4 separate regions of the Homo sapiens genome follow, and all the other regions are linked to region 2. Evidence: chromatin contacts called from ENCODE Hi-C or POLR2A ChIA-PET data. All regions are on one chromosome and are shown on one strand. The core of a region is the stretch at or near the end of the contact, and the rest is flanking DNA. Distances in the headings are between cores, read along the strand shown.

Evidence for each region. Hi-C counts contacts between places; a loop is a spot of excess contacts on that map. ChIA-PET counts read pairs that join two places held with the same protein, here RNA polymerase II (POLR2A). Pooled maps may share reads with other maps.
Region 1: a loop to region 2 is called in a map with no recorded cell type, with 5 times the contacts of the local background. The contact joins the promoter of OSBPL3 here to the enhancer-like site in region 2. A Hi-C loop is called at or near these places in 1 of 168 maps with a recorded cell type or tissue (CD8-positive, alpha-beta T cell), 1 of 37 single-sample maps with no recorded cell type and 9 of 50 pooled maps. POLR2A ChIA-PET finds 5 or more read pairs at or near these places in 1 of 52 experiments (MCF 10A).
Region 3: a loop to region 2 is called in a pooled map, with 4 times the contacts of the local background. The contact joins two enhancer-like sites. A Hi-C loop is called at or near these places in 1 of 168 maps with a recorded cell type or tissue (naive thymus-derived CD4-positive, alpha-beta T cell), 1 of 37 single-sample maps with no recorded cell type and 6 of 50 pooled maps. POLR2A ChIA-PET finds 5 or more read pairs at or near these places in 1 of 52 experiments (PC-9).
Region 4: a pooled map shows a loop between it and region 2 (3-fold over the local background). The contact joins the promoter of SPMIP4 here to the enhancer-like site in region 2. A Hi-C loop is called at or near these places in 3 of 168 maps with a recorded cell type or tissue (CD4-positive, alpha-beta T cell, CD8-positive, alpha-beta T cell and naive thymus-derived CD4-positive, alpha-beta T cell), 1 of 37 single-sample maps with no recorded cell type and 10 of 50 pooled maps.

What each region holds. Positions count from the first base shown.
Region 1 is chr7:24,978,657-24,984,417 of GRCh38, forward strand. It overlaps OSBPL3 (oxysterol binding protein like 3), which reads right to left and starts at 1,522. Exons shown (of 23, transcript NM_015550.4): 1 at 1,230-1,522. RefSeq lists silencers at 912-1,121, 1,172-1,681 and an enhancer at 2,822-2,991.
Region 2 is chr7:25,967,040-25,973,480 of GRCh38, forward strand. The region is part of intron 6 of LOC105375199 (a long non-coding RNA gene); the gene reads right to left. Among named protein-coding and RNA genes, the nearest start is that of MIR148A, 20 kb to the left of the region's middle. RefSeq lists enhancers at 1,009-1,068, 1,519-1,958. Within about 2 kb of position 1,577, at least 5 of the 41 ENCODE cell types and tissues checked have a DNase peak (open chromatin) inside an H3K27ac peak, as active enhancers do.
Region 3 is chr7:26,662,851-26,668,657 of GRCh38, forward strand. SKAP2 (src kinase associated phosphoprotein 2) reads right to left here. Exons shown (of 13, transcript NM_003930.5): 13 at 4,218-5,807. Among named protein-coding and RNA genes, the nearest start is that of LINC02860, 28 kb to the left of the region's middle. Within about 2 kb of position 2,366, at least 6 of the 41 ENCODE cell types and tissues checked have a DNase peak (open chromatin) inside an H3K27ac peak, as active enhancers do.
Region 4 is chr7:25,177,720-25,183,663 of GRCh38, forward strand. It overlaps SPMIP4 (sperm microtubule inner protein 4), which reads right to left and starts at 2,635. Exons shown (of 10, transcript NM_138811.4): 1 at 1,943-2,635; 2 at 1,456-1,613. The coding sequence starts at 1,589. The region is part of intron 1 of LOC124901603 (a long non-coding RNA gene); the gene reads left to right. RefSeq lists silencers at 2,141-2,420, 2,481-2,870.

The DNA of each region.
Region 1 (5,761 bases), core at 272-2,771, 990 kb before region 2:
GAGAAGCCAGGCCTTCGCTTTCACCCATCTGTGGAAGTATCTCTTTTGCAGCTGTAGTTTAAAATATTTCTAAATGCCCTCATCCCAATACTCAAACTCTGAGGGTCAGAGCAACACCTAGGGGGTCTCAAGCACCTCTGCGCAGTACGCAGACACATGGAAACCGACAACTTCACAGTCCCCTCAGCTCCAAGAGTCCCGACTGAGGAGACTGGTGGCTTGTGAGGCGGAGAAGGACAAGCACAAGTGTGCAGAAGGCAGCAAGCAAGTTGCGTTGCCGAAGGAAGGGCGGCGCGCCCCTGCTTAAGAAGTATCTGGACGACCTGCGACAGTGCCCATCAGCGACTCCAGAGGCCACAAACGCTCCCCGGGAAGCTGGGCAGCGCTAAGAGGCTGCCTGGGAGTTTCTGGCTTATGATGACAGTACTTAAAGAATTTACCTGACCACGGAATAAACAGAGACAGAGGTAGGAAAACCCAACTGTAGACAACGTTCAGACAGAGTGCATAAGTCCCTAAGACCCTGAACTAAGACGCTGCAGGGCCTCCAGGAAAGGACCAATGTGAGAGACACTGAGACGAGAGTTAGGGTGAGCCTGAAGGTGATCTGAACAGTAGTAATTGGAAACTAACAAAAAAAAAAAATTCCAGAAGGGGCCAGAAAGCTGATGAATATGTAAATTCAGACAAGAAAGGAATGTGCCCTGGGCCTCCAGCCCAGCACCGGGGAGCTGAGCAAGCCGGGGTTGGGAAGGCGGGCGAGCGGAGCGCCTGCCCCGCGAGCGTTGTCTCAGTCTCTCCGGCGCGCCCCATCCCGCGGATGTGGTAAAGCTTCGCGCTCGCCCCAATTTACCAGGCTTCCTGAGCCTCTAGCCCCGGCGTAGCGCCTCCCCGCTGCCCAGGACAGCTCCGCGCGCCGCGTCCTCCCGCACCTGCGCCGCGGCCCCTGCGCTCGGCTCCTCCTGGCGGTCAATCCTCTGAGCCGTCCCTCGAGGGAAGGTGTCCTGGGGTGGGTGAGACCCGGGTCCTCCTTCCCCGGGAGCTGCAGCCGGCACCCAAGCTCCCAGGCTTGGGTCTGCCCCAGGGCCGGAGCCTCCCCGGGCGACTCGGACAGACCCCGGTCCGGCAGAGAACCGCGGCGCCCCGCAAACAGCAGCCCTTCCGAGCCCGCGCCGCCGCCAGGCCCCCCGACACCCAGGCCCCATTTAGGCGGGCGCCCCGCCACTCACCTGAGCGCTGTGCAGCCGGAGACGCTCCCTAGTTCCCCGGGGCCGGGCTCCGGGGTTAGCGCACAGAACCGGGAGAAGGCAACCCCGGCTTCTCCGGTACCCCCGCAACGTGCAGCTGACAGCTCCCGCACCGGCCGCAGGAGTCGGGGGCGGGGATGGCCACTTGCAGACAGACTGCGGGGCCGGAGCCGCGCTGCGCACCGGCCGCGAAGCGCTCAAGTCCCCTCTCCCGGGCCGGCTGGCGGGCGCCACCAGCACGCGGCCAGTTCTGAGTACTTTGCCCAGAACTTCTCGGCGCGCGCCGCCCGGCGATTAGCCCGAGGAGCCGCGCAAGGGCGGGAGCGCAGGGGAGGGGCCTGAGAGGCCCAGGGGCGGGGCCCCGAGGGGGCGGGAGGGCGGCAGAGTGATGCACAATCTCACCAATCAGAAGTCGCCTTTCGGGAAGGAGGTGGGGCGATGTCCTCGGAAGAAGCCAGCGGATTCCATGACGCGGCGGGGGAACTAGGGACCCCGGATTCCGGATGGGTTGGGAGGGCGGAGGGAGGCGAGTCCTGCGGCGAGGCACTGGGTGGGGCTCCCGGTGGCCCAGCTCGGTGCCTGCGCGCGGTAGGCGTTCGGTAAATGTTCCTCTAGTGGCTTTTCCGGGCCAGGGAAGGAGGAAAAAGTGAGGGCAGCGCGGGAGGGGCAGGTTTACGGAGAAGGCTCCAGGGGACCCTTGCGGTCGCACAGGCTAGGAGAACTCGACCTCCCGAGAAAGTCAGACTGTGGCAGAGGAGTCGAGAACAGAGGAAATACATAGGGAGGCAGCACTCTAGGCACGAGATGACAAAGGACAGCATCAGTGTGAGACCCGGGGCTCGGAGACCGTGACCCTACCTCCAGAGGCAGTCGTGCAGATTCGTGCCGGGGTGATTTTGTTCTGTGCAGTTTATGTGCAAGGGGGTAGGAGGTGGGGAGAGCACCGTCGTTACTATTAAATCTCCCTGAAAGACGGAAAAGTCCACCCGACTTGACTTCCCACTAGCCCAATGGCCTTCTTTGATCCTAGGACGAATGCAAGCAGCTGATGGTTTGGGGTCAGTTTGCAGACTGCAAATGTGTCGAGTGCCGCAGGTGGCGGGTGGGAAGGGCATGAGCATTTAGTGAGCACCTAGTATATGCCAGGAGCAGTTGCGAGCTTGCAACTGTGAGAAAGGCGCACCAGGCTCCAGTACTCACGGGGCTTGCATTTTTTGTGGAAAGACAGACAATAAAGAAGAGAAAATACATATCTATGCAAAAAATAAAAGGCTGACAGACTGTTAGTACTGAGAGGAGGGCCAAGTCCACTTTCGAAAGTGGTTTAGCGCGTGATGGGGCGCTCACCCTGAGGGCCTCTAGGCGAGGGTGGCTTTTACCCAGATTCCTGAGCCTGGGAAAGGAGCTGCCACACCCAGTCTCGCACAGAGCGTTCCAGGCGAAGGGAATAGCAAATACAGGGTATTTAGCCTCCCTGAAGACCCAACTAACCGACCTCACCGAGCTGGGCACCGCGCGTGGCTCGCTGGGCTCAGCGCCTGGGACGGAGTAAGGGCTCCACAGTGTTAAATCCCCCTGCCAACCACCACCTGCAGCGCTCGACGCATTTTCAGTCTCCAAACTGACCCCAATTCAAGGTTTCTGAGACTCTTTCCGGAGCTATTCTGTTCACATTTCATTCACCACGCTCAGATCTTCGCTTTCTGGAACCATCCCCCTCGCGAAATGTCTGGGACTGTCTGTTTCGGATCTGGCAGGCGGCGGGCGAGGGCGGGAGGCGCCAGAGATGCTGCCGAGCAAATCCACTGTCATGCTGCCCACGTCGGCACACGGAGAAGCTTATTGGAGAAGATTTCAAATCGAATGACTCCGCGGTTCCTAAACCACCTCGCAAAGCCCGACCAGCGCCAGGTGGCTGGACGGGTAGTGGAAGGACGCGTCTGGCAGGCGCGCGGACCGTCCAAGGAGGCACCTTGCCCACGCCCAGCCCCGCCGTCGGAGCAGCTTAGACTGGGTTTTCCCAAACCTCCTTCCGTCTTTCTGTAATTTCTCTCTGAGAGAGGCTTGCTCTGTCCTCCTCCTGCCAGTCCCTTTCCTCGTTCAAGCTATTTTCTTTCTTTTTCTTTTGCTCTCCACCTTCAGCCTCTCCGCCTGTTTCTTTAGCATTGGTTTTTCTGTAGGAGACAAGCCTTCAATCCGAAAGGAAGTGATTTGCATAGGGCTTTGTTGTTTAGCATCCCGTTCCGAGCTTTTTCATTAATGTCTTCCTAATCAAATAATAATAGAGTGTACATTCTCTCTCTCTCTCTCTCTCTCTGTGTGTGTGTGTGTGTGTGTGTGTGTGTGTGTGTGTGTGTGTGTACTTGAGGCAGTTAATTGGACAGGATGAGAGAATTATTCACATTGTGCCTTGTCTCCAAGTAAAGGAGGAATCGTACTGTGGCTTTTCATAGTTTCATTTCCTCTTCTACTCCTAAATAAACTTCCAGGCTCTCCAGCTCCTAAAATCAAAAGGAAAAAATAAAAATAAAAGTTGAAACCCACGCAGAGCTAATTATTCTTGAAAAAGTTTGTTAATGTTCTAAAATCAGCTTTCTCCTCAGCGTCTTATTTTAAAATAACGATTTGAATGTCTAATAAAGACCAGTGGTTCCATATTAAGAGTTCCTAGAGACCCTCTTCTTTGAACTGTTGAACAAATAATTTTTCTCTTTGGAGACAAGCCCACCACAGTGGGAATTTTTCACATGTGACACAGTGGTCTTAGCTTCTGAAATTGGTAATAGGTAAGCGGGTGCTACTTGAGTTTGCATGTTTTGATAGTAAAGGAAACTGAGGGCCTCTAGAATCAGACTACCTCAGTTCCTGTCTTGTGATGACCACCTGATTCTGCAATCACCTTTCCTTGTCTGTAAAATGGAGATATTTATGTAGCTGCTGGACTACAGGAAGAGTTTGATCATCCATTTGCAAACAATTTCCGCATAGTCTAGTGCAGAGTTCTCAACCTCAGCTCTATTAACATTTTAGGGAGATAATTCTTTCCTGCTGGAGGTAAAGGTTGGGGGGGTGCTGTCTTGTGCATTTAGCAGCATCTCTGGCCTCCACCTACTAGATTCAAGGAACACCCTGTCCTCCCCAGTTGTAACAACAAAAAATCTCCAGACTTTTGCCAGAAGTCCTCTGGAGGGCAAAATCCCCCCTGATGAGAACCACTGGCATAACACATAGTACGTGCCTGCAGGAGGCGATATAGGGAAATGCTTATGGATATGGGTTTCTAAGGTGTGAACCTCAGGCAAATTTTGTTTTCTTAAGCCTCATCTGTAAAATAGGAATGATAATAATGCTAACTTCTTAAAGTTGTCTAAGGATTAAATACAATTGTGAATGTAAAAGCAATTTGCATAGTGCCTGGCACATGGTAAACTCAAAAGACTCAAAAGCTTCTGGTCTCATTTTTTTTCCTGTGAAGAGAAGGCATTGGGCTAAATTAGGGATGACACATCTTGACTTATTTGCTGCCACTTTCCTCCCGCCTTGTAGCAGACATCATTATGGCAGTCAAGGCTGCCTTATCCGCTAAGTCCAAATAGAGCCTCAGAATCGTTCTCAACACTGCGAGAAGCTGCCACTGATAGGCCAAGATCAGCATGTAAGATAATGCTGAATTGCCATTCTGGGGCTAGATGAACTTTAAGATCCCTAATAGTGTCAGTCTTCTGATATGATTACAAGTGAGGAGGAACTATTGTTTATCACTTCATCAACTTCTTTTATGAAGGGGTGGCGGAGCAAGGCCCAGAAAGTTGCTAGTGTCTTGACCATAATCATACAGCCTATGAATGGTCAGAGGCTAAGTCTCCTCTTAAAGAGCCATCTTTTTGCCACATCTACTGCCTATGGAAAGTGGGAAAAACACTTGTCTAAAGCAGAGTTGCCACCCTCTCCACCCTGTACAGCCCTACTCATCTTCTTCCTCCTTCACTTTTATCTGAAAAATGAATCAAAGTATTTAGTTGCATATGAACACCTTGTAAGCATTCTTTTACAACTGTTAGTATAATTCTTGACAAGGATTGTTCAAAAATTCACCAATTCCTTTATTAAATATAGATTGCCTGCTTTGTGTAAGGGATCATTCTTAGCAAGCACTTTAAAGTGAATAAAAATGAATCAGTGAGTGTCCCTTCAGTGCTTTTGTAGTTTTCTATATTGGGCAGATCAGATGTGGACATAAATAACTACAACACAAGCTAAAAAATGGAAGATGTCCTAAGAGGTACCAAAAATGTGTTCAGAGCAGAGAGAAATTATTTTGGGAATTAGGAGCAGAGAGCCATTTCCTGCATGTCTTTGTTAACGTTTTTAACTTTTGAACAAAAATGTATTTATTACAGTAAAGTTATCCTTGTAGAGGAAGTTGCAACATTGTTAGTTTTCCTGGTTCAGATATATTTCCTGCTTAGTTTAAGTCAATACGATCAGTGCAACTAAAAGTCACAGATTATTCT
Region 2 (6,441 bases), core at 327-2,826:
GGTGGAAGCTAGCTGCCACATCACAAGGGTGTCCTGCAGAGAGGCCACATAGCAAGGGGCTGAGGACCACCAAGCAAGTGATCTTGGGGATGAAGCCCCCTCACAAGTCATGCTTTCAGATAAGACCAAAACCCTTACCAACAGCTTGACTGCATGAGACAACTTGAGCCAGAGGTGCCCAGCTAGGCTGTGCCCAGATTCCTTACTTACAGGACCTGTGAGCTCTTAAATGCTTATTGCCTAGGTTTTAGAGTAATTTGTTATGCAGCAATAAATAACTAATTGGAAGGAAGGAAGGAAAAAGGGAGGGAACAAGGGAAGAAGAGAGGGAAGGAAGGGAAGAAGGCAGGAATAACCATGTCTGCCATAATCTAGCCAGGGAACAGAAACCACTCTGAGTATTTTGGTTGCTCAGGAGACAACAAAGCTGAGCAGTTACTAGGAGACGGTGACATAACCCAGAGATGAGCAGGGACAGGAAGCTATACTGCCCCTAAAGTGGAGGATCAAAGGAGGAAGCAGTGTTACCAGAAGCCAGAAGAAGCCAGGTCACCCTGCAGAAGCTGGAACCACAGGGGCCTGATTGGTAGGAGCTGGAGCTGTAGATGCCATTCAAGACAGGGAAGGGCAAGGAGAAACATTGTGGCTTCTCTCTTCTTCTCACCATGCAGTTCCCATTGGTGCCTTCCATTGGCCAAACCCAGCCAGAAAGCAGCTGACACCGGATCCTAAGAAATAGCCCACAAGGGCCAGCCTCCTGCATTACACAGCACAGCTGGGAAGGAATGGCCTCACAGGCCAGGCCTGGCACACTAGCTAACTAGCTAAAGAGAAGGGAAAATATCTATTGCCAGTCCTCAGCAGATTCAGCCAGAAGGGACTGCTTATTAGCTCTGTGAACAAGGACCATTCACAATCTGCATGAAAACTCAAATTATGAGATGACAAAAATAACTACCAATCAACAGTACCCCTTGATAAACCACAAGGTAAATCATGACACTTGCCAAATGAGTCCTCCAGAGATGGGAGGGAACACGACGGCCTGGGACTGGCTGGGTTTGGGAACTGGAGAGAAGGAAGATCAGGTTGAAGTCAGGGCTCCTGGGTCCCAAGGGAAGAGGAGGTGACAGAACCCATGTCAGAGGGAGCAGAGCAAAGGAGTGAGGCTAGCCAGCGCGGGCGCCACGTGCGGAGACACACAGGTGTTCCACTGGGTCCAACACTAGGTCTTCACAGTCAAAAGAGAACTGAAACGTGAGGGTAAAGGGAGGGTAGCCGGTATGAGTGACTGGTGATCTAGGCAGGAAGCCAGGCTGCAGGGCATTTAATGAGTGGGTGCAATCACGTGGTAGAGTTTGACAGTGAATGGAAAGACAAAAACAAGCTTGCGGCATGGCAGGTTCCCGCCAAGGATCTGGTTTGAAAACAGAGGAAGAGAAGGTAGAAACTAACACCAAAGGCTAAGAACCTGCACAGTAAATTGCCTATCAGTCTTCCTCATAGCCTGCAAGCTACTTGAGGGAGGGATTTGCAGCACATGTGTCTCACTCAGTTTTCTGAGGGCCTTGGATAGTGTCTGGCCCATAGTAGGTGCTCAATGCATGGCTGTGAGATGAATGAGTGAGCCAAAGTGAAACCACAGAACGTCATGAGGGCAGGAGAACGAGGCAGAACCCACGGAAGATGCTCTCAAGTGATGTGGCGGCGTGGTGGCCTGCTGGAAAACCCCAGCGGCGGCCAGACCCGTGTGGGCAGCTGCAGTCAGAAAATGAGATGGTTCTTTCTGAGCAAATATGCAGTTATAAATAGCACAGGCTACGCAAATCGCCACAGCTGCATGGCAAAGGACTAGAGGGTGCGCTCAGCACAGAGGACGTTCCCGGCCACCAAATTCCTTCTGAACTATCCCCGCCATCAGCAGGGGCTGCTGCCCAGAGGGGAGACCCATGCCACGAGAGAGGTCAGCATTGCCTTACGTCTTTATAAGGCTGCTCCTAAGGGACTTGCCCTGAAGAGCCTTATGCTTCAAAGCCCACTCACCTGTAAAAGTGTCCCAACCACTGAGCTGGTTCCACAAAGGCATTAAGAAATTACCACTATGGGCTGGGCACGGTGGTTCATGCCTGTAATCCCAGCACTCTGGGAAGCCAAGGCGGATGGATCACCTGAGGTCAGGAGTTTGAGACCAGCCTGGCCAATATGGTGTAACCCCGTCTCTACTAAAAATACAAAAATTAGCTGGCCGTTGTGGCGCACACCTGTAATCCCAGCTACTCGGAGGCTGAGGCAGGAGAATTGGTTGGCCCCAGGAGGCAGAGGTTGCAGTGAGCCAAGATCACACCATTGCACTCCAGCCTGGGCGACAAGAGTAAAACTCAGTCTCAAAACAAAAACAAAAACAAAAACAAAACAAAACAAAACAAAAAAATACACTATGTCAAGTTATTAGGTAACCCATAACATCCTTTGTTTTAACATAGCCTTGCCAAGGGCCGGGCACAGTGGCTCACGCCTGTAATCCTAACACTTTGGGAGGCTGAGGCGGGCAGATCACTTGAGGTCAGGAGTTCGAGACCAGTCTGGCCAATATGGTGAGACCCTGTCTCTACTAAAAATAAAAAAATTAGCCAGGCGTGGTGGTGGGTGCGTGTAGTCCCATCTACTTGGGTAGCTGAGGAACGAGAATTGCTTGAACCTGGGAGGTGGAGGTTGCAGTGAGCTGAGTGAGATCATGCCACTGCACTCCAGACTCGAGATACAGTGAGACTCTGTCTCCAAAATATATATACATGTACTTCTCTAAATTAAATATTGAAATAAATTTTAAAATGCCCGGTTCATGTAGTTATAATAATAATACTAATAACAACAACTACTGCTACTACTACTACTAACATGTGTTGAACATGAACTAAGTTCCAGAAACCATGCTAAGCTACAAAACGGTGGACACACTCCCCTTGCACACCCTGTGGTAATTCAGTCCACACTCAGAAACTGCTGTTGGTTCAATGTTATTTATATTTATTTATTCTGCACCTTCTCCCAAAGACTTGAGGTGATCTGCAAGAATACATACATCAAAATAAGGTTTTTTTGTGTGTACAGGTCGAGTATCCCTAGTCTGAAAATCTGACATTTTTTGAATGCTGACACAATGCCACAAGTGGAAAATTCCACACCTAACCTCATGTGATGGGTCACAGTCAAAATGCAGTCAAATCTTTGTTTTATGCATGAAATTATTTAAAATACTATATAAAATTACCTTCAGGCTATGTGCATACGTGTATATTAAACATAAATAAATATCATGTTTAGGCTCGGGTCATATTCCTAACATATCTCATTATGTATATGCAAATATTCCAAAATTCAAAACAATAAAAAATAAAAACCCTAAAATCCGAAACACTTCTGGCCCCAAGCACTTCAAATAAGGGATGCTCAACCCACATAAGTGTCCTGGGACTGCTGTAACAAAGTGCCAGAGGCTGGGTGGCTTAACAACAGAAATGAATTATCTCCTAGCTCTGGAGGCCAAAGTCCACGATCAAGGCTATGGAAGGGCTGGTTCCTTCTGGATGAGCTAAGGAAGGATCTGTTCCCAACCTCTTTCCTTGCTTTTGGCTTGTGATAGCATAATTCCAGTCTTCACATGGCATTCTCCCTGTGCACATGTCCGTGTCCAGATTTCTTCTTTTTATAAGGATACCAATCACATTGGATTAGGGGGTCCACCCACCTCCAGTGTGGCCTTATCTTAACTGATTATATCTGCCACATCCCTCTTTCCAAATAAGGTCACATTCTGAGGCACTAGGGGGTGGGACTTCAGCATATGAATTTTGAAGGGATACAATTCAACCCACAACAAAAAGTAAAAATCTCAGCAAACTGAACACATACGTTCATCTAGTCACTCTCCTAAGACCTCACTAAGACTACAATAAAAAGTTACTACTCCACATGCAGAAAGAGGCTCCAGGGAAGACAGTAGTAAACAGGAGACGGTGGATGGGTAGCCAAGAGAGGAGCGGTAACTGACCTGGCAGAAAAGAACAAAGTTACAACCCAGGCCCAATAAAATGTAAGCCAACTGACTCCTCAGAGCCCTGGAGACCCTGCACTGGGAGACGCCAGATGCTAGGGGAGGCAGATGTCAGGCAGGAAGCCGGACACAGACATGGGTTTCACAGGCTTTATTCAGAAGCATTGGACCTCCTCCCCACCACATACAGCCAGAGGACAGGGTTTCCCAAACAGCCTCCTAAAAGACTCAGGAGATTTATTTTTGGATGGGTTGAAAGGAGAGACTCAACCTAGAAGACACCAGCCTTATAAGAGCACTGGAGTAGGGGGTAGGCATGAAGCTAAAGCCAGGAATATGAAATGAAAGCCCACAGAGCCATGAGCTGTGGGCCCCTTCTCCTATCTAGGTCTCAGAACATCAGCAACAGGGAATATCAGTACAGACAGGAGGACTGGAAGACCTGCACTGCAGACCCAAACAGTCCAGAGGTATATCCTGTGATGCGCATATTTAAGGTTCTCCCAACAAAAAGCTGGCACCCACCTGGTTATCCTCTTCCTACCAATCAACAATTCTTGCCCTTGTTTACAGAACGTCAAGTGAGCTTTTAGCATCTTATTCTTAAATATGAAAGAACAACTAGACACTTGGTGAAAGCCTGTGACCTGAAGACACAGACTGAGCAAACAAGGGGACCAGGAGGAAAGAGAAAATGAAAGGAATCAAAGAACATTTTAAAAAATATTTTTAACTAGTATTCTCAGAAAGATAAGGAAGAACAGAATTCAATAAAAAGAGAACAACTGGAGAACATGAAAGGACTCTTGACAATTACAAATATGATAAAAATTGAAACTCATTCAGAATATTAGAAGATAAAGGCAATAAAATCTTTTAGAAAGTAATACAAAATGTTTAAGAGTCAGAAAATAGGAAAGAAGAGATAAGAACATTTAAAAATCAACCTGGGAAGTCCAATATCTGAATAATAGGAGTTGCAAAATAGAGATAGGAGAAACAGAGGGAAGAAAATTATCAACTAATAATAATCAATAATAAGAGAAAATTTTCCAGAATGGAAGGAAACATGCCTCCAGATGGTAAAGGTCCACTGAGTACCTAACATGACAAATGGAAGACCTAAATGCTCCCAGAAAGATAACACAAGCCACATAGAAAGTACTGGGAAAGAGAATGACATGACAGGTAAGATAGCACAGTGGTTAAGAACATGGATTCTGGAGCCAACTACCTGGGCTTGTAACTCAAATACTAGTTGTGTGATTTTGGGTAAGTTACTGAACCTCTCTTGCTTCAGTTTCTTCATTTCTAAAACAGAAATAATAAGACTACCTCCCACTTATCTGGCATAATGGATATAAAACACATAAAATAGAGCCTGGCCCATAGCTCATGTTATAAAAATGCTGACTTTTTTCCTCAGACTTCTCAACAGTAACATTGGAAGCTAGAACCCATGGAGTAATAGCTTCACATTTATTTAGAGGAAATATTTTCAAATCTAGTATTGTATAACAACTAAGCTACAAATCAAATGTGAGGGTAGAATAAAGACATTTTCAAACATACAAGGTATTTAGAGCTTGATTTCCCTTATATTCCTTCTCAGGAAGATACTGCTGGTTTAAATAAAACCAGGCAAGTTGAAGACATAGAATGCAGACAAGAGAGGACTCAAAAAGAGACGAATTCATTAGATGATAGTAAAGGGAGGTCCCAGGATAACAACTATGCTTCAAGTATGCAGTCTCAAAAATGGAGGACCGAGGGCTCCAGAAGACAGACCTCCAGGGGAAAAAATTGGGTAGATATATGTGAATATATAAAAAATATTACTGGCCAGGTATCGTGGTTCATGATTGTAATCCCAGCACTTTGGGAGGCCAAGATGGGAAGATCGTTTGCACCCAGGAGTTTGAGATCGACCTAGGCAATATAACGAGACCCCCATCTCTACAAAAAAAAAAAAAAAAAAAAAAACTTAAAAATTAGCTGGGTGTGGTGGCATGCACCTGTAGTCCCAGATACTTAGGAGGCTAAGGTGGGAGGACTACTGGAGCCCAGGAGATGGAGGCTACTGCAAGCCATCATCATGCCACTGCACTCCAGCCTGGGTGACAGAGTGAGACCCTGTCTCAAAAAATTTGCAAAAAATATTATTGATAGGCAAGTGACAGAGATATAGAGCACTCAAGGAAAATTGTAATGACACAGCAAATTAGACTGATTAAAAAATTAAGCAGGTTTTAACTCCAGGAAAAACAAAGGGTGGACAAGAACATGGTTTATTCATTGTTTGCTCAGAAGCAAATAATATTCGTGTAGTCAAAATCATGTAAATGCTAACTTTTGAGTTGCTTGATTTAACTAAAAACTGTGATATA
Region 3 (5,807 bases), core at 1,116-3,615, 700 kb after region 2:
AACTATGTAGAGCGATAAGAATTGTAACATCTCATGCCTCATATGACTCCAGCTCCTTGGAATAGCCTGAGGAGGAGGAGGAAAGTGGCGCAAGGAGATGAAAGCAGGGAGCAACAGAGACTCTACGGACCACAAGCGCTTGACCTGGGAATTAGGAATTAGTAGGGTATCCTAGATGGGACAGGTTATTTTACACCACTGAGATCTACTTGGGCAGCTGGAGATCAGGGTAATGCAGTCATTCACTCCTTGTCCTTCAGAAGCATGATGTTCTGAATAGTAGGCATGGAAACATTTCAAAGAACTCTACAGAATCAAATACCCTTTGAAAATAGAACTTTGGTACACCCCTTTCTCTTGGGCTATAAGACAGTCAGTACTATAGGGTGTATTTTAGACTATGAGAGGGCTCAATTTTACCACCTCTCTGGTTAAATTCCAGAGCCATAATAGTGAATGTTAGTCCTTACTTATCTCTTAATCTTTTCACTCTCCCCAACCCTCAGCCTCCAATCACTGAAGTACAAAATTATTTAAAAAGGACTTGTTCAAAAAACACAACAGAAGTCTTTATGAGGTCCAGTACAAGGCACTGCTTGGGTGTCCACGGAATAAGACCTTGTACGTACTTATGTATCAGATATTCCAATAAAAATTCTTCTTAAACAAATTCATATCTCAACAAGCAAAAGTCAGGTCAGACATTGCCATCACTCAGTTACAAAATTATACATGTTTTACAATGAAGTTTACTGATGGTACAGTTTGTTAACAATCCTTTATGTGTTTAAACCAATCAATTAAAACCCATCTCCTAAAAAACAACTATTTGAGACAGAAGCAGCTGGATTTGCAGTCCTCTTCAAGGCTCCCCTGGCTGGTCCCTTTACTGGGCTTCACATTGGAGGAGGTGGGAAGGATGGGAAAAGGTCCTTAGAAAAGGGTCAGTTTGGCTTGGTGTCCTCTCTGGACTCTGCTGCTTTGATTGACTTCCTATTTTCATCTGGACTGGAACGTCAAGTGTTCCTGCATAAAAGTTTCGTCTCCATTGCGGATCAGCTGCTTTGGATCTGATATGATAACCATGGTATGCTTTCCTGACTAGTGAGCCAAATTCAGCTATCCAATTGTCAATTATTGGATGATTCTTTTCACATGCTTCAGATTATTTTCTAGAAATGGTGACCTCATCAGTGGTCAACAAGCATTTGTTGTGTGCCTATTATATGCAAAGAATCCAAATAAGCATTTGGTTTTAATTCATCACAGTACTGCGCAGCAGAACAGTGTTCAATTCAGGGCAAGGAGGCTGGTGTGAGGCTTGGTTAGGTAACTCACTACCCTAAGGCTTTGGGGACAAATTATTCAGCCTGTTTCCTAATCGGGAAAATGGTAATGAATAACAGAACTTACTTCATAGGGTTGTTATAAGAATTGAATGAAAAGTGCACAGCATGACAAATAGTAAACACTCAGTAAATGTTAGCTATTACTATTACTAGTCTGACTTAAACTGTTATCATCACATTTGATGTGATAAAGAACACAAGGTTTTCTAAATAGACTCCCATGGGAGCTGGGAGGGGAGGGTAGTAGATGAGAATCTGCTTATTTGTTGGAATTTTCTCCTCCACGAAAGCAGCTGTCTTTAACCAGCATACACTAGTGTCATTAATTTTCTCCTTTGAGAGTACCTGTGTGACACTTTCCTCAAACAAGAAGTAAATTGCAGTTCAAGCTACAAAATGGCACCTGCTTTTACTCTAGCAGGAGTGATATTTTTATATTAGAAAGTTGAGGCCAATAAACAGAAAACAGACAAGGGCTGTGCTATATTGCCTCTCCGAGTAATGGATAACAAAAAAGAAAACTGAAAAGAAAAAAAAAAAAAAAAAAGAGGAGAGAAACCTAGGGAAACACCTTCCAAAGTTCCAGCATTAAGAAAGGTACTTAAGAGATGGGCTTTGGGAGCAGTTTCTATATTCACGCCTTTGCACATAGTCAAGTGTTTTGGCTTGCTCAACTTCCAGCCCCTCTCTCAACACTGAAGACCTAAACTGAGCAGTGGTATGACTAAGGCGACTTTCTGCATTTACAGTTCCTTTCATTTTGGGGACTCAAAGCACTCAAGTTAACATAATCATACAACTTTAAATAAACAGGGAGTAAAAGTTAACAAAAAGGACAAAAGCTAAATTATGATTAGATTTGGCAGCAACTGTGAAACTTCCCACTTACTTGCACAAATTTTTGATCTGCCCAAGGCGACAGCTAGAATGCTTTCAAGATCAGATGCAGGAAAGGCTTCTCTGATATTACGCAAGTGGAATGCAGGGCAGCAGTGATTTGAGATGTTTCACTGGAAAGTGAAAGTAGATCACTTGCCCCAAGCTGCCCGAGGAGGCACCTGTGCCTCTTATTTGAGGTCACAACACTGAACACAAGGGAAGAAAGGAAGGAAACATCTAAGGACAATGTACCACAACTCAACTTTCTTATTATTCACAATCTCACTCAATTCTGTTATAACAATAAAATCCAATCTACTTGTTGATAGTATTATGGGATATACTAACTGTATAAAGGCATTTTCTCTACCAGGTTTACTAGTCAAGCTCTTTTCTTCTTAAATCTCATGTCTTGAGATATTGTGGGGTGCCAAATCAGTTAATTAACAAATATTTACTGGATCCACACCATATAATGTGTACCATGCTGGCAATAAATAATATGTTTGTGTATAAGTAATGGTAGAACAGATTCTACTAGCAGAAACAAGAAAAAGCCCCTCAAACATAGCATTAATGAAATGTCATTCCATGCTACTGTGATCATATGATTTTTAAAGTATTTATCTCATCATAAAATAGTATGCTATCAGAGGTTCTAACAGATATTCTGGAAGAACTCAACTATAAAGCAGTAGGCGTATAATAAACTGGCTAAAGCTGAGATGTCTAGAAATCTCTTGTTCCCAATCCAGAGTATAAACTGTTGTGCATTTGAGTATATATTAAACTTGTATAATAATATTTTAACAATGTAGTACTTATTGTTTCTCTGTATTTTTGAATACTAAGTATATTACTATAAATAAGATCATATTCATCAAATGTTTTTATTTTATATATATATACAGTGTACACACACACACACACACACAAAGTATTCTTTCAACCTTTGAGTGAAGCTGTGTTTTCCATGGCTTGATCATGTTTTGATCTCCACTCTTCACCACCTCTTTCTTTACCATGTGGATTGCTTTCAATAGTCATGAACCTACTGAACTCAAGAGAAGCAAAAGTGATCTCTATATGGTGTGTGTCTATAACTCCAACAAATGAAATACAAATGACTGATTTATCTGAAATTTAGAACTTTAAAAATTCTCACAATGCTTCACTCAGTCTCACTGATGAAGTTCAAGCTCTTAAACAACATGTATATTAGGGTTAATTTTCTTCTAATGGCTGAACTGCAAATCTGAATTCATAATATCTAACTCAGTTCTATTTTAAATTATGACCCTGGATAGTACCAGTCTATGAATAAGTAGCAAGTAGTAGAGTGCAGAAATTACATGAAATTATATAAAAAGTAGAAATCATAAGAACTAAGAGTGAGCCTTTGTACACATTTAAGAAACAGTTGAATGGATGCCCTACTCTTTGTGCAAGGCTATATTCAAAGTGGTTGTGTAATGATAGCAAAAAGTGAAACAAAACAAAACATGAAACAAAAACGAAACCCCATATATATGGATTTCACCTACACATGGTTGAAAAGTGATTTCTTTTTCCCATGGTCCTATAATACTTTATGTAATTATCTGTAATTAAATTAGCACACAGTAAAAATAATCAGCTTCCAATAAAATAAAGTATTCAAAACAATTGCTGGACTAAATGACATTCTTTTTCTATGAAAGAAAGTGTCATATGCAGCAAAGTGGCAAAAATAGAACGGAGTGAGCTGTGTTAAGTGTAAATCCTAAAGCAATGAAAGTCATTTGTATTATCCTTACTTCTTTGAATAAATTCAGATGACAGCCCTATTTCATTTCTTCATTCAGTTTGGCGGCCAGATGGCATTAGAATCATTTACTTCACCTTGTTGTGCTTAATTACTACAATCAACACACTATTTTCCAAATTAATCATAACAAAGTAATTTCATTAGTAACACAGCAGGCTGTTGAATTATTAGCATCATAACAGTTTGCAAACAATTAAACTTTATTTGAACCTTAAAAATTTGCAGAGTGGAACATTATTGTAAGATCTAATGGCAATAGAGTACAAATTCAGTACAGAGCAAATAATCAAGCAAAATGCTATATAAAATATGACTTACAATCACCTTTGAAAAAAATTAGCTCTCTAACTGTTCACAGAAAAACAAATAAAAGCTAAGCAAACATAATGAGACCATAGCAATTAGCATATTTTCTAACAAGCCATGTTGTTTAAATTTATATTAATGATATTATTATGATCTTGAAGAGTATGTGATATATTGTCAAGGGTGTAAAGAAAACTCTCCCTGGTTTGTATACAAATGATTTCATCAAATGAATATAAAGCAGTCATGAATTGAAAGTAATGATTATTTGTCCTGTCACTCCAGTTTTAAGTCTTTTCTTTCCTTTCTTATGTCTCCCACCTATATTCAAGTTTTAAAAGAACAAAGGCCGGTGGAGATCTGAACAGAAATAACACCTTATTTCTGTATTGTCACTGTTCACGAGACTATCTGGCTTGGAACTGTTGGTCATCAGTTGGCAAAGGACTCCCTCTCCTGGATTAACTGTAAAAGGAGGCAGAAATCTAGATGCTTTCCATCATGGGCGAGTTTGTGCCATGGGGGAAGGGTTTCAAGAGGTTTTGTCTGCAATGAAAAGCTGCTGCCATCTACTGGCCTAGGACTAAAAACTTCTTTTCAACCCAAAGCACAAACCCAAATCCACAAAGGCTACATTGTCATGGGAAACAACGGCTTTTGCTTTTCAGCTGCTCAAGTTTTGAAAACCAGTCCACTAAAGTCGTCTTTGGTTGTCTAACTTTTGCCAAGATAATTTCAGTCTATTTCAATGGCACTATATGAGGAAAAGGTAAGAACTGCACAAATGTAACTTCTGAAAACTTTAACTTCACAATGTCTCTCTATATAAACTTGTTTACTCACAATCCCTAAAATCAAATTTCTTTTTTTTTTTCACATTTGAGATTGGATGATCATGATATTGAGGGGGTAATGGTAAAGCAGACCCTCTCAAACACTGCTTATAAACAGTTTTACACAAATAATGGAGATTTTAAAATATTACCAGCTCAGATACATGTTTAGAATCTTTATAAAGCAAAGATATTGAAAAGTTCCATAAAGATAATACCTGATAGGTAATGATTCAATATTAGGAGTTTATGTGTAGTCCAAATAATTATCTAACCAGCAATGCATTTTGACATATGTTAAGGCTACATTGGTATCTCATAGGTATTTTAAACACCTCTGATTTCAAATATACATGAAAAGGTAATTATATGATTCTACAAATCTTGCTCAGGCAGCACAGAGTATAACTCAAATGTCAGGCTAACACTACCTTTCTACTCACCTGTTGGTACATGCTACCACTGGGATTTCTACACTCTCCTCTGCAAACCCTTCCTTTCTTTTCAGTGCTCTGAGAAGTATATAGAAAAGCCTCAAATCTGCTGTTCTGCAGTGGGATGTAAATAGTATAGCAATAAGGCAAGATAAGAGAGTGCTTGGTTATGCCTTTTTACTTTGAGAATACACTGAGA
Region 4 (5,944 bases), core at 1,385-3,884, 790 kb before region 2:
AAGAATTACTACATACAAAGCATTTGGTAGAGTGCTGACACACAGTAATCACTAGATAGGTGCAATTATTTTCATTGTAATTTTTTTTTTTAAACTTTTTTTCTAGGTTCAGGGGGACATATGCAGGTTCATTATACAGGTAAATTGCATGTTGCAGTGGTTCAGTGTACAAATTATTTTGTCACCCAGGTGATAAGCATAGTACCCAAGAGGTAGTTTTCTGATCCTCACCTTCCTCCCTCTCTCCACCCTCAAGTAGGCCTTGGTGTCTGTGGTTCCCTTCTTTGTCTCCATGTGTACTCAATGTTTAGCTCCCACTTATAAGTCAGAATAGGTGATATTTGGTTTTCTGTTCCCGTGTTAGTTTGCTTTAGAATAATGGCCTCCAGCTCCATCCACGTTGCTGCAAAGGACATGATCTCGTTTTTTTATGGCTGCATAGTATTCCATGGTGTATATGTACCATGTTTTCTTTATCCAGTCAACCACTGATGGTCATTTATGCTGATTCCATGTCTTTGCTATTGTGAATAGTGCTGTGATGAACATACTTGTGCATGTGTCTTTATGGTAGAACAACTTATATTCCTTTGATAGAACAACTTATAAGAACAACTTAGAATCCAATAATGGGATTGCTGGGTCAAATGGTAATTCTGTTTTGAGTTCTTTGAGAAATCACCAAACTGCTTTTCATAAATTAAATCATAATGTATAATTAATGTGTTACAGGGAATTTGGTGAAGCAAAAATTTACACAAGTATAAGCAGCAAATTCTGGGAGTATTTTTGGGCAGATGGTAGAAGGGCATGTTAGGGAACCAATACAGTACTATTTATAAAAGTCTTTGCTTACAACATATTAATTTCCCAATGAAGGAACGGACCATTCTAAGATTTTAGAATGTAGTGGATGAATTTGATGTGTGGCTTTTATAGTAGACAGCCACTTACTTCTCGAGTTCCTTACAGACACTTGAAGGTTCAGATAATTGCCACGTTTTGCCTTCCCTATTATATGATAAGCAGAAGAGCCCCGGCCCGGCGCAGTGGTCACGCCTGTAATCCCAGCACTTTGGGAGGCCGAGGTGGGTGGATCATTTGAGGTCAGGAGTTTGAGAACAGCCTGGCCAACATAGTGAAACCCTGTCTCTACTAAAAATGCAAAAATATTAGCTGGGCATGGTGGTGCATGCCTGTAATCCCAGCTACTCTGGAGGGTGAGGCAGGAGAATCACCTGAACCTGGGAGGCAGAGGTCCCAGTGAGCCGAGATCGCACCACTACACTCCAGCCTGGGCGACAGAGCGAGACACCGTCTCAAAAACAAACAAACAAACAAACAAACAAGAAACAGAAGAGCCCCAGAACAATAAATGTTTTTCCTCACATAATAAAATACACGAATACATTAAAACTGCTTTTTCTTGTTTGCTTTTTCTAGTTTTTGTTTTACCTGTCCTCTGAGGCAGTTGGGCGAGTAACCGTCTGGAGGGGGTTGTGCAATTCATTAGAGTAAAAGGTGTTGGACAGTATGTCAGCTCCTTCAAGCTCCCTGCAACAGTAGGGCCTGCCGTGAATGACTTCCATGCTTCTTGGCTAAAAAGGCACAACCTGGAAAAGAAAAGGAGGGCACATTTGGCTTGTCGAGTCAAGGCAGGCAGAAAACACATTTTACACTGCTAAATTGTTCAACCTGACGCTGCACAGACGTCACAGGCTTCCCTCTGCACTGAAAGCCGTCAAATCAGTAATAAATAGAGACCTAAATAAGTTCTATGGAAATAAATTTCAACTGAAACAAATCCACAAAGTGGACGGTGCCTCCAAGTAGTCACCAGAATGATCATCCAGTAGGTTCGTACCAGTCCGCTACTTTGTGGCCATCAACTGACATTCAATTCCTGCCTTAAATTTAACTATAACTATTCAAGAAAACTCACTTGACTTTTAGCCTGTGGTCTTTCCGAAAATTAGAGACTCTTCATTCAACAAAATAAGCGCTGTCCTAAAGCCTTCGGGGATTCTGGACAAGAATCCCTTTGCAGATGGTGGAGTCAGTAGTGCAGCACGAACGGGACCCTAAAGGGGATTCCCGGTTTCCAACTGCGTCGGGGAGAATCCCACCTCTCTCTCGGACTTGGGGGAAGGCCAGGAGCCGGCGTAGCTGGGACCAAGGGTGCCAGGGGTCGAGGCCGAGCCTCACGGGCTGTCACTGCCCTGCAAGCGGTGCCTCGGGGGTCTGGACATACCTGGGACATGAGCCTGGGGGCGCTGCGGGACCGCGCCTCCCCTCCCCTCCCCGCAGCTGGCGGCCTTCGCGGGCCGAGGAATTTTGAGGTCGTCCGCACCTACGGCCCGGTGGAGCTGGCAGGCAGGGGCGGGGGCGGGAGAAGGACGGCGGGCAGGCCGGGGTGGGGTGGGGCTGGGGGCGCTTGTGACGGTGGCCGTGACCGCGGCATTAGGTGATGCGTCCTTGAGGGGCTGGGGGCTTCCGGGCGGCGAGCGGGGCGCAGTAGGAGGCTCTTAGAGACCTCGGAGGAAACCAGCCCAGCGCTACGGGACTGGCAAGAATGCGAAGAGGAACCGAGAGTGAACGGAGTGCGAGGCGCCGGGTCGGAGGCGAGAGGGGCTCTTCCGCCTTGCGACCCCTGGCCCCGCCTCCCGGTCCCTTGCCCCGCCCCTCTCGGCTCACCGCCCTGCCTCCAGTCGGACCCCGCCTTGCCCCACCCGCGCCCCGCCCCCAGGCGCCCTCTAGCGGCGGCGGCGATGGCGATACCAGTTTCTTTTTCCAGGGCTACCAGGTCTGGAGCTGTCTCAGGGCCGGCCAGGGAGCTCTCTCATGTGGACTGGGCGGAGGAGGAAGAGCTCCGGTCCAGTGGAGTCCCTGGTGAGGTCGGAGCATCCGACCTGTCCTCCCTCCCCAGGTCACCTCGCAAAAATTGGGGACAGTGTGGCCAGATAGAGGGTGGAGTCTGCAGGATTCTGAAACTGCAGCCCCTGGCATGGCGCCCTAACAGAGTCTCTGCTCCTTCCCTGGTGGGTGCGGACATGGCAAAGTCCTTTACTTGCCTCGTCCCCAGGGCCTAGCCCCACCTTGATTACCTCAGTTTTCCCCAAAAGATACAAATGTGAGCCATGAATCTGCACCTACAGGGTCATGAGTTCCTGTGATGGCTGACAATAAGGGATGTCACCCCCCCCTCGCCACCTGCCACCCCATCAAGGAATGGGATGTGAGGAGGTTAGGTTGTGTGTATATGTGTGATATGGTTAGGCTTTGTGTCCCCACTCAAATCTCATCTTGAATTGTAATACCCATAATCCCCGCTTGTCAAAGGAGAGACCAGGTGGAAGTAATTGGATCATGGGGGCAGTTTCCCCCATGCTGTTCTCGTAATAGCGAGTGAATTCTCACGAGATCTGATGGTTTTATAAGAGGCTCTTCTCCCTTCTCCCAGCACTTTTCCTTCCTGCCCCCTTGTGGAGAAGGTAACTGCTTCTCCGTGGCCTTCTGCCATGATTGTAAGTTTCCTGAGGCCTCCGCAGCCATGTGAGATTGTGAGTCAACTAAACCTCCTTCGTTTATAAATTACCCAGTCTTGGGCAGTTCTTTACAGCATTGTGAGAAAAGACTAATACAGTGTGGGAGGCTAGAAATGAGCCTGCAGGAACCAGAAGGTGAGGGTGAGAATGACCACCTCTGAGAAGAAGGGCGTTGAAACTGTGTGCCAAAGAGTTAAAGAAAACAGTCATAGAAATTCTTGAGTTTACAGGATGGCAGATAAAAGAAACAAATTGCTGAAATGCTGAAATGCCTGGGCTTGTAGGTTAATAAAACTGGCTGAAATCCACTGGAACATATAAGGCCAACTAGAGTCTGCACAGATCCAGCTTGCTGACCTTACAGCTGAATTTCTACTGCCATGTTTCATACTAACTCCTCACTGAATTTGCACGTGGAACCCTTAGGTAGCATGAAGAAATAAGAGCACATGCGCAAGGACTTTCCAGACTTCCTCTTTCCTTCCACCAAGCACCTGCTAATCCCAGAATCCACACTCAAAACCATTTCTAATAAAATAATTGTCCTAAAGCCAGCACAGGGAGACAGATTTGAGCTGGACTTCCTATTTCTTTGTTGGTTGACATGCAATAAAAGTTTTTATTTTATCAAAAACCCAGTGTTATAGTATTGACTTCTAGTGCCTCGGGCAGCGAGCCTCCTTTGCTTGGTAACAGTATGATGGTGCCTTTGCTATTCTCTGCCTACTTTACAACTTTCTACTAACCAACCAGTGGGCATTCATTTTGTGCTGTGCCTTCTATGTGAGTGTTACCTGGAGTGGGGGAAGAAAGGTGTATTGAAGTAGGCACAGTGGTAATTTTGTAGTCTTGGTTTATTTCTTAGTTCCTGCACCTCTGCCGACCTTCCAGTAGTTACCACCCACTAAGCCTAGAGGAATAGATCCTGCTGGAGACAGAGTTGTGTATTAGGTGAAACTGGCTTTTATCTTTGACATCTTTATTTCCCCTCCAATTTCTGGTAGTTCATTGTAAGCTTTTGCCCCTTTTCTGCTCCTCTGTGTTCAGGATCTCCCATTAAATTCCTTGTCTCCCCAGCCCATTTCATGTCCCCAGTCTTCCAGTACTTTCTATACTTCACCTTTTTCTCATCCTCAACCTTAGTCCTATTTTCCCATGGCTTGATTCTTCCTGGGAGGAATAACTGAGCATGATAGATTTAATCAGAGGCATCTGATGAAGATGCATCACTAGCCATGTATGTACATGGATGGTAGTGACACCGGAGAAAGTGTGTCAACTCCAGGTTGAATGATCAGGATATGCCATGTGATAGCCTCCAGGTTCTAGGGGATTTGAAATTTTATTTTAGGTCAGATGAGTGTAAAAGGCAGATAAATGTAATTATTTTTATCTTTATCGTTTTTCAAATAAAATGTACCGGCAAGAAAAATTCATTGTCAGATCGTTGTAAAACAATTGTTTTCTTTGAAAATGCTTCTCCATCTGAAATTTTCAGGGATATCAGGATTGGGTCTATTTGTTTGACCAACACTCGTTACTCTTAGCTTTTGTGATTTAACTCACTCCATCTCAGCCAGGATGTGATCTCAACAACACAAAGTAGCCTCCTACCCAGGGATGCTCAAGTGACGAATTTCTTAGGTATAACATGGCCAGGGGGCCAGTAGCCTCAGATTGCCTTCTTTTGACTTCTCACATGTTGATCTTGTCACCACCTCATTTTGCTAGTAATCCTTCAAGCAGGGAAGATGAAATTTGGCAATGAAAATAATATATGCTTAGAATACTGTGGGTTGATGACAATTCCAAATCACAGTTAGACCTTTCACCTTCAGGTAAAGAATAAGTAGGAGGTAGATAATAACATAAAGCATGAATTACAGTCTATAACCTTTCTTTTAAGTCTGTTATAGAGACCAGTAAAATGAATGAAGAGACCAGGAACATGATTTTTTTTTTCTTTTTGAAACAGAGTCTCTGTTGCCCAGGCTGGAGTACAATGGTGTGATTTTGGCTCACTGCAACCTCCGCCTCCCCGGTTCAAACAATTCTCCTGCCTCAGCCTCCCAAGTAGTTGGGATTACGAGTGCTCGCCACCACGCCTGGCTAATTTTTTGTATTTTTAGTAGAGACGGGGTTTTGCCATATTGGCTAGGCTGGTCTCAGACTCCTGACCTTAGGTGATCCGTCTGCTTTGGCCTCCCAAAGTGCTGGGATTACAGGCGTGAGTCATGCACCCGGCCCAGTGAATATTTTTTACATGAAAAAACAATTTGGAGTCTGGTGCCTTGCTTAGAAGATGTGTTGGAAAGTGTCTCAGTAACGTTAAAATATGCATCTTTAAAAATTGAAAAACTTAAAGCCTTGTTGATTTCAGTATATGTATCTTCTTAGTA